Linked DNA regions of Homo sapiens: region 1 is linked to region 2. A link is a loop called in an ENCODE intact Hi-C map of the cell type or tissue named here. Cell type or tissue: psoas muscle. All regions are shown on one strand. Each heading gives the region's core, and the rest is flanking DNA. Links, peaks and the distances in the headings are about the cores only. Region 1 overlaps TMEM135 (transmembrane protein 135). Region 2 holds the start of PRSS23-AS1 (PRSS23 antisense RNA 1).

Region 1 (8,351 bases), core at 207-8,206, 180 kb before region 2:
CTGCTTAATGGTACCATACATATAGCAGTAACTCAGTAATCAAAAGCATTTCCTGAAACTTCTCTTAGTAGGAAGAGAATCAACACTTAGTCTTGTAGAGATTCTCTTATTACAAGTATCAGAAATCTGCAAGAAAAAAAAGAACACGCAGAAGGTTGAAACAGCTAGAGCAAAGATCTGGAGTCAAAGGAATACAAAGCAGTAAGAGATTTGAAGCAAATACGTAAACATGTATACGCAAATGCATACAATCATACATGCTAACATACATGCATATACAGGCACAATTAAGACTAGGAAAAAGGGGGTCATCAAGGTATAGAAGGGCTGTAGTTTTGTTTTCCAGCTCTAAAATCCTTAACAGAAAATTAAGGTTAGAAACCAAGTGTTTTACTAGACCATACCACTATTATCTATAGCAATGTCTCTATTATCCGTGTAACCACTTCAGAGAATAACTAGAGTTGGACCAAAAAAAGCCAAAGTAAGATTCTAGATCAAGCATGATGAGATAGAACACTTATTTGCCTATTTGAATTTAAGAGATGTTCAAAGTTCCTCCCACCTCCAAAGCAGATATTTCTTCTCACAGAGCCTGAAACCACATGTACATTATTGTATTCTGCTGGACATTCAGCATTTTTTTTCATTCAATAACAAATATTTACATTAAGTTACAAATATCAATGGACACAAGAAACTTAAAAAGATAAGCAACTGAAAAAAATAATAAAAACAAAACTAGGAACAGACATGCTGAAAAAGGTGCCAAAGCACCAAACAAAAAATGTGCCTACTTCACCACTTAATCAACACCTAGCCCTAACACTGGTAGGTAGGAAGAAACAAACTTGCTGTTGTCTTTAACTGGCCTCTTACAGAAACTTAGTCTACTGAAGACTAACATCCTAAATTGGCATATAGTTTTGTTTGAATTTATATAATTTAATAGATTTCCAGTATACTATACCAAATTATACTCACTTCTAACTACATCAGAGTATCATACAAGTTCAATTCCACACATAACTTAGAATGGGAGAAAGAACCTGGGATCAAAACAGAGAAGCTCACAAAAAGAAAAAGTGACGTTCCAGATACTAAAACGCCAGTGCCACAAAACCTGGAGGCCATGAATCTTGATTAGCCCACAGAAAGGCCTGCCATGGAGACTGTGTGGCTGGCACCCATGGAGCAATAATTTGGAATGAATGGAGCCCTTAGTATTTTGTATTAATTGAAGTAAGACGTTTAGGAATCTGACACTTCAACTTAGATTAGTTCACACTAATTGAACACAATGCTAAACATTATCCTCAGACACCAAAGTGAAATGTTTAACAACCTATAAACAGGGCCTCGGTATTGAATTCTTTGTCTTATTTAAGTCAAAAGGAACCAGATTACTTTTTTTATGGTTTTAACAAAGTAAACAGGAGCTGGAAAATATCCAAAACTGTTCAAATCAATGTTGTTTTTTACCAGGCTAGGGCTGTTAATAAATATACCATAAATGAGCTCAGACTTTTTTATCTACACTTATATATGTATTCTTGAAAAGGATGTAACAGATTCCAATTCTTAATCATTCCCCCTAATTCCACAATTTCTCACCATTTCCTGTACTAGTTTACCCCTGCTTTTGACTTTTAATTCCATCATAAATTACTCTAATAAGAATTCAGAATCCAAACATAAATTTTATAAACACATACAGTACATACACCTACTTAGTAATTAAAACCAGCCTTCATTAAAGGTAATGCTTCCTTCTAGTATTTCTATAGCATTTGCTATACTTCATGGGGACTTTACTAACAATTTTTAACACAAAAAATGAAAACCATGTTTTTTTAAAACCATCACATTCTAACCATACAATGAGTCCTTTTCTCCTGCAAGTATGTACATATAGTATATATATATATTTTAAAAAGCAAAGCAAAACAAAACCCTTAGCACTTTTAAATGTATACATTTTTAGCGAGAACTAAATTTCCTTCCAAAAAAAAGAACACAGTATACTAAATTTTTTGCTAGAAAGTTAATGTAATTGTTTCAATTATAGTCATTTTTAAACTTTTTTATTGAAAGGATGAATAATTATTAGTAAATGTTTAATGAAATTATAAAATATTTGATAAAAGTGAAGTAATTTTAATATAAATGTTTTTGACACTATTTTATACATATAAATATACATTTATGCACACAGGCATAATAGTATGAACTTCTAAAGAGACAGCCACAAAAATTAAGTTTTAAGAGCCTACTGATAAATATTATTATAATTATTTTTCAAAATGATCAATAAAGATTTATGTTGATTTTGTGAATTAAAATACAGGTATTGTAGGCCGGGCATAGTGGCTCAAGCCCATAACCCAACACTTTGGGAGGCCAAAGCGGGTGGACCACTTGAGGTCAGGAATTCAAGACCAGCCTGGCCATAAAGCAGATCCCAATACAATAAAATATTGTTCCTTGATATCACTGTTGAAAACAAACAAGAAGGGGTGAGTGAGAATGGCAGGGAAATAAAAGGTATATGTTCCAGGTAATGAGTACGAAATTTGCTTTGTTAAAACAGTAAAATCAGTATAAATTTTAGGAGTTAAACAGAATTTATCTTCATTTAAGTAAATTATCTGTAAAGATTGTTTAAATGAATTTTGTAAAACATTTGTATGTAAATTTTCTAGAGCTCTTATAATTTGATGCAGTAGTCTGAGAACTGACCCCCATCTTCTAAAACTGCTGTCCATCCCCTTTACAATTACTTCTTCCCAAATCAGCTGGAGTAACAGTTTTAAAAATGCAAATCCTATCACATCACTTTTTGCTTTTTAAAAGTCTCCAATGGTTTTCTATTACACTTAAAGTCCGAACTCTTTACCACAGCCTACAATATCCTAAATATAATCTGCTTTTGTCTATCTTTCCAACCTCATTTCATACCATTCTGTCCAGACATAACAGACTCCTTAGCTATAAATCAAATGAATCAAACTTGTTGTCATCTTGGGACCTGTTTACTTATTATTCATTACACTCTTGCATAAGATTTTCTCAAGATGTATTAACAGCTCCTTTACATCATTCGGAGTGTACTCAATGTCATCTCTCCAGAGAGGCCTTTCCAGACCAAAAGCACCTCTACTCCCCCACAACTACTCTTACCCTGCTTATTTTCTACCTAGCACTTCCACCTCTGACATTTACAATTTTAATTTATTTACTTATTGGATTATTGTCCCACTTTCCCTCTATTATGTAAGGTCTACAAAGACAGCGCATTGGCTATCTGTGCCCTGGCCTCAAACACAACACACATGTATGTGTTTCATACCTAATTTAGTTGCTTTGGCTTTATAAACAGAAATCAATTTGGTTAGCTTGAGATAAAAATAGGAATTAAAGGGAAGGACACTTTGATGGCTCAGAGAATTGAAAGAAGTTCTAACGAGTCAAGTCAAGTACAGAGCCTCATTCGTGCCCTGGCCTCAAAACAATACCAGACACAGAGCAATTACTCAGTATTTGTGAAGTAAGAGAAGTAGCAACTAAAGCAAGGAAACAAAATTAGTATTTACCCTAACAGCATTTTCTGTTTCAAGCATTAAAAGATAAATATGACTAAATAAAATCCCAGCTCTGGAAAAGCTTATCAGTGTAATGAGAGAAGAACAGAAGTAAGAGAGGAAGGCATAGAGGGGAAAAAGGAGGGAGGAAGGGATAAATGAAGGGAAGGAGGAGAAAGGAAGGAAAATTACTACTACAGAATAATGAACTAACAGCTATGGAAGAACAGAAGAGAATATAACCTAACATAGAGGAAAGATTTCCAAATTCAGATTTATCACTGTCATTGGTACATATCAGGATATATCAACACATACGTATTAAATGAAGATTATTCCACACGACCCTTTATGACACAGAGAAGCCTCATGAATGTCACTTGACTCAAAAAATGTCATTGAAAAAAAACTGAGTTATGCTTTAATTCAGGAAGAATGCTACACAGGTCACATTTGAGCCATGCCCCCTTCCCCTGCGGCCTCCCACCTGCTAAGGTAGTTTGATCCAGCACAAGATTATACCTAAATAAGCCAAACAGATTCTCCCTCTAAAGAATTAAAATTTGAGGTTAAAGGCAAGGTGGAAGGAGGGGAATGTTAGAGCTGAGTCACTTTAATGGCAGTGTCATATAAAAGGTCCTGCTGCTAAGTTCCCGTAGATGCCCTAGTTCCATTTTTTCCTGAGACTCGACTCTTTAGAACTTCTTTCAATTCTGAGCCATCAAACTGTCCTTCCCCTTAATTCCTATTTTTTTATCTTAAGCCAACCAAATTGGTTTCTGTTTATAAAGCCAAAGCAACTAAATTAGACGTGAAACATTGCTCATGTGAAATCATCCTAATGAAGGGCTAAAACAAGAGATTAAGGATTATAGACCTATTGCAAGGAGCAATGTTAAGTCATTACACACAGAGAAACTACAGTGATAGAGTAGAAAGAGAAAAACATTATCATCACTTAGTTTCAGGTGCAGATTCAAATCTTAGAGTCACTGTTTCTTAGCTATATTATGTAAGCTTGAGCAAGTAAATTTAATAATGTTTTCAGCTTGTTTCATGAGCTACTGATAATATGTGCTTTATAGGATTGTTTGAAGAATAAACAAGAGAAAAGATGTCAATAAACCCAGCAAAATGTCTGGAAGATGGTAGGGGCTCAATAAATGTTAATTCTCAACTTGTTTCCCAGTAAGAATAAGGCATCTATTGAGAGAATAAATAAAAAGGCAACTCTGGCTAGAGCAGGAATAAGCAAATAGAGCACATGGCTAAATCCACCCCACCACCTGTTTTGTATGGCCCACAAAATAACAATTATTTTTCTATTTTTTAATAGTGTAGTGGGTTGAATATTGTCCCCACAAATGATAAATTGTATGTTGGTTCTTGTGAAAGTGACCTTATTTGGAAATAGGGTCTTTGCAGATGTAATCAAGCTAATGTAAAGTCATACTGTATTAGAGGAAGCACCAAATCCAATGACAGGTGTCTTTATAAGAGAAAGAAGAGGGAATCCAAATACAAAATCACACAGACAGAGAGAGAAGAAGGCCATGTGATGACAGAGGTAAAGATTAGAATGATGCGGCTATAAACCAAGGAACACCAAGGATTCCCAGGATCTACCAGAAGCTCAAAGAGGCAAGGAAAGGATTCTTCCCTAGAAACTTCAGGAGCATAGCTCTGCCAACACCTTGCTTTCAGGTTTCTAGCCTCTGAACTGAGAGAGAATAAATTTCTGTTGCCGAAAGCCACCACGTTTGTGATAATTTGTTACAGCAGCCCTAGAAGACTAACATAAACAGTTTTAAGAGAACAAAAGAATGATATTTGTTGACATGTGAAAATAATATGATACCAAATTTCAGCATCCATAAATAAAGTTTTATTGGAACACAGACACATTCATTTGTTTACACATTGTCTATGTATGTTTTCATTCTACGCTGGCAAAGTTAAATAGTTGCCACAGGGGACCATATGACCCACAAAGCTGGCAAAATTTACTGTGAAGCTCTAAATAGAAAAAGTTACTCAACTTCTGGACTTCAGCATTAATGTTTAAGGGAGGAATTAATACCTGAGAGAGGGTTCAGGTGCAGTACTGAGTACTGATGAGTACTGCATAGTACTGATGAGATCTGACCAAGTAATAGCCGGATAGATTTAAAAACTAAATGATCTGGCCAGGCGCGGTGGCTCACGCCTGTAATCCCAGCACTTTGGGAGGCCAAGGCGGGTGGGTCACCTGAGGTCAGAAGTTTGAGATCAGCCTGGCCAACATGGCGAAACCCCGTCTCTACTAAAAATACAGACATTAGCTAGGCATGGTGGCAAGCACCTATAATCCCAGCTACTTGGGAGGCTGAGGCAGGAGAATCACTTGAACCTGGAAAGTGGTGGTTGCAGTGAGCCGAGATTATGACACTGCACTCCAGCCTGGGCAACAGAGCAAGACTCCATCTCAAAAAAAATAAATAATAAATAAATAAATAAATAAATAAATATAAAAACTAAATGATAAATGAACAAAAACTCTGGAGATTTTTATGATTTTATGATGACAAATTTAAAGTTTTAAAATATTTAAAGTTTTAAAATAAATCAGGATTTGACAAAAAAAAAAAAAAAAAAACCTAGCAAAACATAAACCTGCCAGTCAAGAATAGTCTGTTGTCTTTGCGAAATAACTTAGATGACAGCAGTCATTGTTATGGGGAAGCTGGATATAATGGAAGAATGTGGAATAAAACTATTAATTTGCTTTAATATGTATAATGTAGGCAGAAAATATCTAGCAGAGATCTCCTGAAAATAGTACAAAATGGAATTGAAAAAAATGATTTAAAATTCAGATGTAGATTGACACCCTCCAATCTTCTCTTCGCTGTTGATGTGCCAAGTCTAAGCAATTAAAATGTTTTACTAATTGAACACCATAAGAACCTAACTGGCCAAGTTATCAAATCTAGTCCTACTATGATCTACCCTTAAGATGACATTCAGGCCAGGCGCAGTGGCTTACGCCTATAATCCCAGCACATTGGGAGGCTTAGGCGAGCGCATCACCTGAGGTCAGGAGTTCGAGACCACCCTGGCCAACATGGTGAATCCCCGTCTCTACTAAAAATACAAAAATTAGTCAGGCTTGGTGGCGTGTACCTGTAGTCCCTGCTACTCAGGAGGCTGAGGCAGGAAATCACTTGAACCCAGGAGGTGGAGGTTGCAGTGAGCCAAGATTGCATCACTGCACTCCAGCCTTGGCAATAGGGTAAGACTCCATCTCAAAAAAAAAAAAAAAAAAAGTACATTCAAAATGATTGTCCTAAAGTAGAAAGTTTAATCTCCTGTGGAACTTCTGTAGCTAATTTTTTAAAAATTAATAAAATGTTATTTAAACTCCTGTGCTCTGTATATAATACCTTTCAAAATTGGACCAAATCCCTCCTTCCAGTCCCATCTCATACCACTCCTCAATATTCCAGAAGCTTCTCCTATATTTAACATTGTTACATACACCTGTAACACCCCATGCTTACTCTTTTGCAATACTCATCATAATTTTAATTATTTATTCTTCTACATTATACTGAATTTATGACAGGATTATGTCTGTCAGGTTCACTATGCTATCCACAGCACCCAAACTGGTACATAGGTGTACAATAAATATTAGTTGAATAAAGAATAAATAAATGAACAAAGAAAGGATGAATAAATATGCCCCATCAACTCAGGACTCCCTGTGCACACAACGCTCCCTCAGGTGAGAATTCTCTTTGCTTTGTTTACCTATCCAGAAAATTCTTGCTCATCCTTCAAGAATGCAGACTCCACAGAAAATCTTTCCCTACAATTTCTGGCAGTTGTTCTGCCCCTTCTTCCACTTTGCTGAAACAATATTTACCATATCATACAGTAATGTACATATTGAATGGTACCTACATCTCACTAAACCTTGAGCTTCTCAATTCATCATTGTTTCCCCAACACTTAATTCAATGTACAAAACATATGAAGAGTCAAAATTTGCTGGGTAAATGAATTAACATTATCTTGAAAATTTAATTCAAGATAACAAAGTTCTAGATCATGTATTTTCACTCTTAGAAATTAGCTTTCACAATACACTGAAGTGCTTTAAACGATTATAATTAATATTTTAGTTCAAACAAAATTTAGAAATTAATGAAATTCCCGTTTGTAATCCCAGCACTTTGGGAGGCCGAGGCAGGTGGATCATGAGGTCAGGAGATCGAGACCATCCTGGCCAACACGGTGAAGCCCTGTCTCTACCAAAAATACAAAAATTATCTGGGCACGGTGGCACATGCTTGTAGTCCCAACTACGAGGCTGAGGCAGGAGAATCGCTTGAACCAGGGAGGTGGAGGTTGCAGTGAGCCGAGATCATACCACTGCAATCCAGCCTGGGTGACAGAGCGAAACTCTGTCTCAAAAAAAAAAAAAAAAAGAAATTTCATCTCATGCTATATTTTATTATACAAGTAATATATCCCCATGATACGACTAAAAAGTAGTCCAGAACAGTGGTTCATGACTGTTAAATCCCAGAGTTTTGAGAGGCCAAAGTGAGAGAATCACTTAAGTCCAGGAGTTCAAGACCACCCTAGGCAACACAGTGAGATGCCATCTCTACAAAAATTAAAAATTAAAAAATTAGCTGGTCATAGTGGTGCATGCCTGTGGTCCCAGCTACTCAGGAGGATGGCTTGAGCCCAGGAGATCAAGGTTACAGTGAGCTGTGATTG
Region 2 (8,351 bases), core at 172-8,171:
TTCTCCTTCCTCAGCCTCCTGAGTAGCTGGGATTACAGGCACCTGCCATCATGCCTGACTAATTTTTGTATGTTTGTGGAGATGGGGTTTCACCATGTTGGCCAGGCTGGTCTTGAACTCCTGACCTCAGGCGATCCTCCCGCCTCAGCCTCCCAAAGTGCTGGGATTACAGGCGTAAGCCACCGCACCCAGCCTCCTCTGATTTCTTTACTGCAAATAGTTCACTTGGAGTGGGTAGATTCTTTGGCACCTTTCTCAATAATGAGATCTGACCATAAGCTTCTATTTTTTAAAAGATTATATAGCATTATCACTATAGTACATTCCTTTATCTGTAAACTGGACACTTCTAGAATAAATGCCATGATCCCCAACACCCTATAGTTTGAATTGGTCTTGGCTGGTCTCTTGCCCACCTTCCCCCAATGGGAGCTCTGTGTGCACGGCCAGGACCCTAACTGGAATGTGACCCAAGGGTTTTTAGCATTTCGGTCCTGAGAACTGATTTTTTCTCTTTCCCATTTTAGCTTTCACATGCAATTATAATTTTAAAGTTGAGCTGACTCTTGACTAAAGAGGTCAGCCTTGGCCTCCTGTTTTCAGAGGTTCTGTGTACAGAAATAAACCAGACTGGGAGAAGGGCTTTATTCTGTCCTTCATTTTCCTTCACAATGCAAGCTGGTACCGTAGGACTGGGAGGATCCCACTAAATATCTTGAAGATGTGTTGGACCTGCAAAAGTTTAGTTCAAAAGGGTTTCAAAATGGACCTTGGCCTCACATGAAATTCTTAGAATTACCCTGTTTTTTTCCTTCAGTCATTTCATCTTTAGGCTAAGAGGGCCCATAGATTTATTTACCCTCATGGCAAAGGATTCCAACTTCTCAAATTCCCAGGGAAAGAGAATAGAAAATCAAATGTATTGCATTTTCCATCCACTGCCTGATTTTCATCAGCTTTCCACCTGGTTTCCTATAAGCACCCAATTCTATTTTCACTCAAGAACGTGCTTAATCTCATGGAAAGCCTGCATTATCAATGCCTTTCTCTTTAAGAGATTAAATGATTGGTTATGTAAATTTCCTGAAATGCCTGGGGTTGCATCATTCCACTTGATATGAGGTAAATGGGTGGAATATAAAGCAATGAGATGGAATAGATAAGTCACAGAAAATCCTGTCCTGGTTTCATCATGTTCCTCTCACCCCTTTGCCTTTGCATATGCGTTGTTTCCTTTTGCCTGGAATGTCCTTTCCATCTTTCTTCAACTAGGTTATGTCTGTCCTTTTTAAAGCCTTGGGTCATCTTTCCTGGGAAGACATCCCCGATCCTCCTGCTTGCCACTTCCTGCTTCCCTTTCCTTTTATTGATAGGTAGGTTTAAGCCTCTGTGCATTCAACTCTGGGAGCCTTCCTTGCACTGATTGCAATGATCTGTGCATGCATCCATTTCTTACTAAACTGAGCTCCCTGAGCATGACTTTGAGCACCTAAAGTTGTCTATTTATGTACCGTCAGAGCTTGGCACACTGCCTGGCACAGGGCACAAGTTTCAAAATATATGTATAAGGAAGGAAGGCAGGGAGGAAAGAAGAAATGGAGTAAGGAAGGAGGGGAGGAAGGGAGGGTTTTAACCTTGTTAGATGGAGAAACTGAAGGGCTTTGATGACAAACATGGCCACCATAGGAAGGAAACCAAAGGTGACAACAAGAGCCATCAGGTTGGCAGGACTTTCTGGGAAGATACTAGGGCACTAGCCCCCAAGAAAATTCTCCAGCCTCAAAGATAGGTTAGGGAATGATCGACTACCCCACTGTGTTGCCTATTGTAAGTTGTCTCTTTTAAATATTTGCTGAAAGTCTACTGTATATAGAACACTGGAATGGGCTAGGGAAGGGAAAGGGAGTGATTTTTAAAAACTAGGAAATACGAAGTCCAACTTGGAGTCCAAAAGTGCAGATGACAAAACAGAGAAAGAATTCAGCTGCTATTAACAAGCTTAAAACTCTAAATGTGGAAAAACAAATCCTCTACTGCTTAGTAAATATTTGTTGAATAGCTGAAATGAGGGTCCATCGTGTGCCAGCCACTGTCCTGGGAAGGCACCGTAGGGGACACAGATAAATAAGACATAACCTTTCCCTCTAGAAGTTCGCTGCAGCACACTACGTGCCTCCCTCTACCCTCCTTCCCACAAAGGATCAATGCTACTAGTCCTATCACACTTACTATGTAATTTCTTCCTAAGTCCATAGGTCTTGTGGTTTAGCTTGAATAGAACAGTTTCTGAGTACCCAGTGTAATGGGCAAACAGTTCCTAAACTGCTGTCGTCTCACCATTTGACCCCTCAAAGGACACATCTGCTGATGTAAATATGTAGGGAAGGTGGAGGGAAGAAGAAAAAGAGAGAAGTGAGGATCCCAAAGACCATAACTCATTTAAAACTTGGTCTGCCCATCAAAACCACCCCCAGAATTCAGAATGTAAAATATAAAAATTGAAACTTACTCATTATGTGCCATCGGAGGTATTTAGTCAAAATTCAGCATCTGACCACCTTTTCTAGGCCTATGTTGATTTACAATATTTGTACCCAGTAGGTCGTTTATGTAGGTGTGTTACCTTGTATCCTCTGAACCTTCTTCTCTTACTACTGTTGTCATAATTGTATAAATACAAAGAGATTGCTCTATAGAAGTTAAAAGAAGTACAGTACATGGTCAGTCCTCCTCATGTATCCAGAGTGAAAAGGATAAATGTGTGAATAAACTTGGCAGAGAGTTGCCTGCAGGAGGTGTAGGGCAGTGAGTGGCTCAGTGTAACTGGAGCCTGAGATTCTTGGAGTGGGAGGGAAGGTGGGCTGAGGCCAAGTTATGAAAGGCCTTGGAGGCCGTATTCTCTCCTGCGCTCAGCACAGGGGAGTCGGCAAAAGTTTGAAAGCAAGGAAGGTTCATGTCCCTGTTGGTGTTTTTACATAGCTTGCTCTGTCTGCCGTGTGGACTGTGGGCTGGGAAGAAGGCAAGCAGGAGACAGGAAGACCGGTTTGGATGAGAAACCATGAAGGCCTGAATGAAGGTGGTAGCAGAGAGATGGAAAGGAGGGGGTGATTTTCAGAGAAGCCACAACAAATTGTGTCCTCTGTAGCTCTGGTCAATGAGCCGAATCTTTGCTTTCTAAAATGCCAGTGTTTCAGAGGCAAGGAGTTTCTGTTTGCTCTGCACACCCGATACAGCACACCCCTACGTTGCAAACTAAAGATAAATAACGCCAGAGGCCACGGCAGCTTGCAACACTGACCAAGTAGCCCTGGAGATCTTGAGTTTCACTGCATTCAGACTCCCCCTTGCAGTCCGAGGGTCAGCATGACACTGTTAGTGGAGGGGACAGGGTCCTTGGGAGGAGAGGGTAGCATTTAGTTGTTTATGTAGTGCTAAGGGGCCCCACCAGCTCTTCGGGACTCAGAGTTTTCTAACACGACTTATTTCTTAGAGTAGCCGATTCAAATTTCATAGTAAAGGTTTAATTTAGGACAAACTGAATCCAAGTCATGTCTCCCATGTAGATTTTGTTTCTTGACACAGTTTTCTTTGCTAACTACTGTGAATTGCCTAACCAGATCTACAGAAAACCATATCATGGGCCCACATTTTTTTCTAATCCTCTTCCTTTTAAATCAGAAATTCAGTATAACATTTTTCCATAAGTGAATGAGAGAACCACTTCCTAGCATTTTTGTGTGTCCCCCCCACCCACCCCTTTAAAAAAAAAAAAAGAAAGAAACAACAACAGACCTTCCTTTTGGATTTACATCAGCATTTAGCTAACTTCCTGAACATTTCACCCATTTCCTGAACTTATTCTCAGGAAGGAAAAACATCCTCCTTCAGAAATAAATGCAAATAATCCCAGAGATTATTTCTATTAAATAAATAGTGTAAACGCAATGGAATTTCCTGTAAGATGTATATTTACCATGGATATTTCAATAAAAATGTATTGTGATTCTGTAAGACTCATGATATTTGCAGGTAGTCTGAGGAATTATAATCTTTAGTAGCCATTCAAGAGCTAAGTCCTGAACATTTGCAATTTTTACTCATGTTAAAAAATATATATATATATATATATATATTTTTTTTTTTAACTGAGAAATAGGAACACTGGAAAAATTATTCTCCTGAGGTCAGTGTTTTTTGAAGCTTTGTTTCTTTTAAAAGAGGGCTCTAATGACACCTAGTGGTGAATACAGGCAGAACAACTTTAGGACAGACTCAATGCAGTGTCCCTGTAATTAGAATTTTTTGTTTATGTGTTTGCTTGGGAGAAAACACACTCCTTACAAGCACTTCTTAAGTACCCTTAATGCCCAGGAATCCTGAGAAGTAGTGACATGGAAACGTTTCCCTTACGTGTTTCTGGCGATGTTCTCTTCTCTTGATTGATGATTCCTCAGAGCCTGCCCACCTCCTAGGGCTAAACTGGCTCAATTTTAAGAATGGATGAAAAATGTGAAGCTCTGCAGAGGAAAAACATCAATACATCAAGTGAGAAATTTCCCTATATTTTTGAGAAGGCCTCCTCCCATTTGGCTATCTTTTAATGGAGAAGCATGGTCCTTTTCTGGTGTATATGTCTTACTGACTTTTTAAAGGTGTACTCTAGGCTGACTGCCTGTCGTTTCTGCTTTACAGGGGCCTTCTTAGGTTCTCTAGTGTTTGGCAGTGGCTGATTTTTAAAGAGAGAGGTGATAGGGATCTCAGAGAGGCTGCCCTCACTCCAGCCCCACCCCACCCCTACCCCCAGCCCCTCGGAAGGCCATCCAGGACAGATGACTATCTGGCCTCCTTGCACCACCCCCAGGAAGGAGCTCCTTAATCCATCACATCGGCTGATATTCTTCTTTATGTCCAAACCCCTCAGAGTGATATCCAAGACCCTCAGGTCTGGCTCTTCCCCTCTCTTCCAGCCACATCATTCCTCTTCCTCAGACACACCCTATGCTCTAGCCAATCCCAGCCACTTCCAGCTCCTCCTGTTCTCAGGCTGTTTCAGTGTTCTCTGCTCCTGCATGCTGGACTCCTGAGCCAGGAGGCTCTTTCACTCCGTGGCCCTTCTGCTCATTCTTCAAGTCCCTGAGTAAGTGTTTCCTCTTCTTCTTCAAGTCCCTGCATACACGTTTCCTCTTCTGGGAGCCTCGCATGATCCAATCAAGCAGAGCCTGTAGCACCTTCCTTTAGGGCACCTCTGAACCTAGTTCAAACATCTGTAATTGCATGTGTTATATTACATTATATTGTTCTTGTTTGTTTCTCCTCTAGATGTGTTTGAGCTTCTCAAGGGCAAGAGCTGTTCTTGCGCCCAATGCTGGTTCGGGTGCTCGACAAATGTTCACTGACATCCTGGCAGCAGCCATTTGTGGCACTGGATTGTTGCATTTGGCTGCAGTGTTTTGACAGGAGCAAATTAGGAGTGGGGCAACTAGTTCAAGGTAGTGTTGACAATGAGGGTTAGCTCTTTGAAAATGTGCAGAACCATTTATTATCCCAAATGACCTCAGCTTTCACACCACTAGGAATAAGGTGCTTTCACAAAAATCATCTCTAAGTTTGTGTCTAGTTCTAACACTGGAAGATTCTGTTACCAGAAAGGGGTCCGGATCCAGACCCCAAAAGAGGGTTACTGGATCTCACGCAAGAAAGAATTAAAGGCGAGTCCATAAAGTGAAAGCAAGTTTATTAAGAAAGTAAAGGAATAAAAGAATGGCTACTCCACTGACAGAAGGCTTCTGGTTGCCTATTTTTATGGTTATTTCTTGATTATATGCTAAACAAGGGGTGGATTATTCATGCCTCCCCTTTTAGACCATATAGGGTAACTTCCTGACATTGCCATGGCATCTGTAAACTGTCATGGTGCTGGTGGGAGTGTAGCAGTGAGGACAACCAGAGGTCACTCTCATGGCCATCTTGGTTTTGGTGGGCTTCAGCTGGCTTCTTTACTGCAACCTATTTTATCAGCAAGGTCTTGATGACCTGTATCTTGGCTGACCTCCTATCTCATCCTGTGACTTAGAATGCCTAACCGTCTGGGAATGCAGCCCAGTAGGTCTCAGCCTTATTTTACCCAGCCCCTACTCAAGATGGAGTTGCTCTGGTTCAGACGCCTCTGACAATTCTATAATTAGGGGAGCCATGCTTTAAAATATGGTTTTAAAAAATCTAGGGCTAAGGCAGAGAGTCTACAATTGAATGCAAGAATATTTTACATACACCTGTCTTTTTTCTGGGGAGATGGTTCATACTTTTCAAAGAAGGGGTCTGTGATCTCAAAAGATTAAATACCACTGATTAAGAATCATTGACCAAAATGACAATCTTTACTCAGCCTCTGCTGGGTCAGTAGGAGCTAACACCTTAATAGGAGTTAGTGCCTCAGTAGAGAGGTTCGTAATCCAGCAGCTGCAAAGCTCTTGCTTTTTTTCCTACTGCCCTCTATTAGGGCACATGTACTGGTCCCAGTTTGCAATTTCAAAAGAGGCTTGCATCCTAAGAGGCTTTTGGACATGTTCCATTTATGCAGCATTAATGTTCTAAATGTTCTAAATGTAAGAGTAAGGGTGTAAGGGTATGACCAGAACTCTTTTTTTTTTTTTTTCTTTACTCTGTCACCCAGGCTGGAGTGCAGTGGCATGATCATGGCTTACTGTGGCCTCAACCTCCCAGGCTCAAGTGATCCTCCCAGCTCAGCCTCCTACTACAGGTACATACCACCATGCCTGGCTAATTTTTTGTATTTTTTGTAGAGACAGGGGTCTCTGTTTCCCAGGCTGGTCTCAAACTCTTGGGCTCAAGCCATCCTCCTGCCTCAGCCTCCCAAAATACTGGGATTACAGGTATGAACCATCACACGGAGCAAAACTCTTTCAGCAAGATTATATACCTTTCCCCACATTAAAAAAAGTAATTGGCTGGCCGGGCGCTGTGGTTCACGCCTGTAATCCCAGCACTTTGGGAGGTCGAGGTGGTCGGATCACCTGAGGTCGGGAGTTCGAGACCAGCCTGACCAACATGGAGAAACCTTGTCTCTACCAAAAATACAAAATTAGCCAGGTGTGGTGTCACATGCCTGTAATCCCAGCTACTCGGGAGGCTGAGGCAGGAGAATCACTTGAACCTGGGAGGCAGAGGTTGTGGTGAGCTGAGATTGTGCCATTGCACTCTAGCCTGGCAACAAGAGCAAAACTCCATCTCAAAAAAAAATAAAGTAATTGGCATTACCAGAAATGATATTAATATTCTTTAGGTTAGGTGCCAGGGCTACTCTGAAAAAGCCACCACACAGAGCCCCCAAGTCCTGCCAGGTGGTTCACAATGAACCCTCTGGGTAGTGCCAGAAATCCTACATGTGAAGCATGATCACTGAAACATTCTGCGAGTGTGATCTGGGCCTGCAAATTGCTATGAAGCTTTTCTGCTTCAGTGGGAGATGCCATTGCAAACTGAATTGTGGCTGGCAGGGCTGGATTCCTGGGTTTGCAACATGGGCAGTCATTCAGAGCCCTGTGCTTAGACAGGCCTTGTGCTTTGTTTAATGCTTTGCTGTTGCTATCTTGAAATTTTCAATAATATTTGAACAAAGGGCCTCATATTTTTATATCACACCTGCTCCTGTAAATGATGTTTGTCCTAAGTGGCTACATATACCTAAGGCAGCACCAAGTAGTAGAAAGAGCATGTACTTTGGAGTTGGCAGGGGTCAACTCCAATCCCAGTTCCGTAACTTTCTAGCGATGTGAGCTTGGGTAAGTTACTTAACCTCTCTGGGCTTCAGTGTTATTATATAAAAAATAGTGATTATAATGTCTAACTTTTAGAGTCATTGGGGTAATTACCAACAGTTGGGGTAATTACAACATTTGGGGTAACAGTATGTGTTTAGTAATTGGTAATGGATGATAATGACAACAATGCAACAATGATTTGAAAACAACTAGTCAAGAAAGAATGAAATAACATTCATGTGAAAAGACAACCAAAACAAAATGAACAGACAAAAAAATGCCATACACGTAGACTTTTGGGGTTGGGAAGAATCCTAAAGATAAGCTCCTGGGCTGAGTTGTTTTTGCCTTTGCCGTCCACAGCACTTTTCTCTTATGATGCATCTTTTCCCGCATTAAACACTGAGACCCTGAGAACAGATACTGTGTCTATACTTTAAAAATATTTCCAGCTTCTTGCACAAAGCCTGACACAAAGTGGATGTTTAATAAGCATTGGTTGAAATAATAAACTAGCTCATTATTTTATAGCTGAGGAATCTGAGGCCTAGAGAAGTCAGGTGACTTAAA

What was found. A loop is a pair of places that touch in the nucleus more often than their neighbours do. Peaks named below come from ENCODE experiments on the same cell type or tissue, not always from the same donor. Only the 100,000 strongest peaks of a DNase experiment are listed, where the experiment ranks them.
Region 1: it touches region 2 in a loop (2.2-fold over the local background); 2 of 110 quality-filtered maps call a loop at or near these places.

The regions. Positions count from the first base shown.
Region 1 is chr11:87,120,175-87,128,525 of GRCh38, reverse strand. All of the region lies in intron 4 of TMEM135 (transmembrane protein 135), which reads right to left. Among named protein-coding and RNA genes, the nearest start is that of TMEM135, 86 kb to the right of the region's middle. In psoas muscle, for the core only: no CTCF peak of the experiment used is centred there; no DNase peak of the experiment used is centred there; H3K27ac peaks cover 1,273 bases.
Region 2 is chr11:86,935,186-86,943,536 of GRCh38, reverse strand. PRSS23-AS1 (PRSS23 antisense RNA 1) reads left to right here and starts at 5,052. Exons shown (of 4, transcript NR_187135.1): 1 at 5,052-5,137. It also overlaps a transcript of PRSS23 not described here. RefSeq lists an enhancer at 2,629-3,128. In psoas muscle, for the core only: CTCF peaks have their summits at 2,787 and 4,250 (motif pointing left); a DNase peak (open chromatin) is centred at 2,856; H3K4me3 peaks cover 1,607 bases; H3K27ac peaks cover 2,680 bases.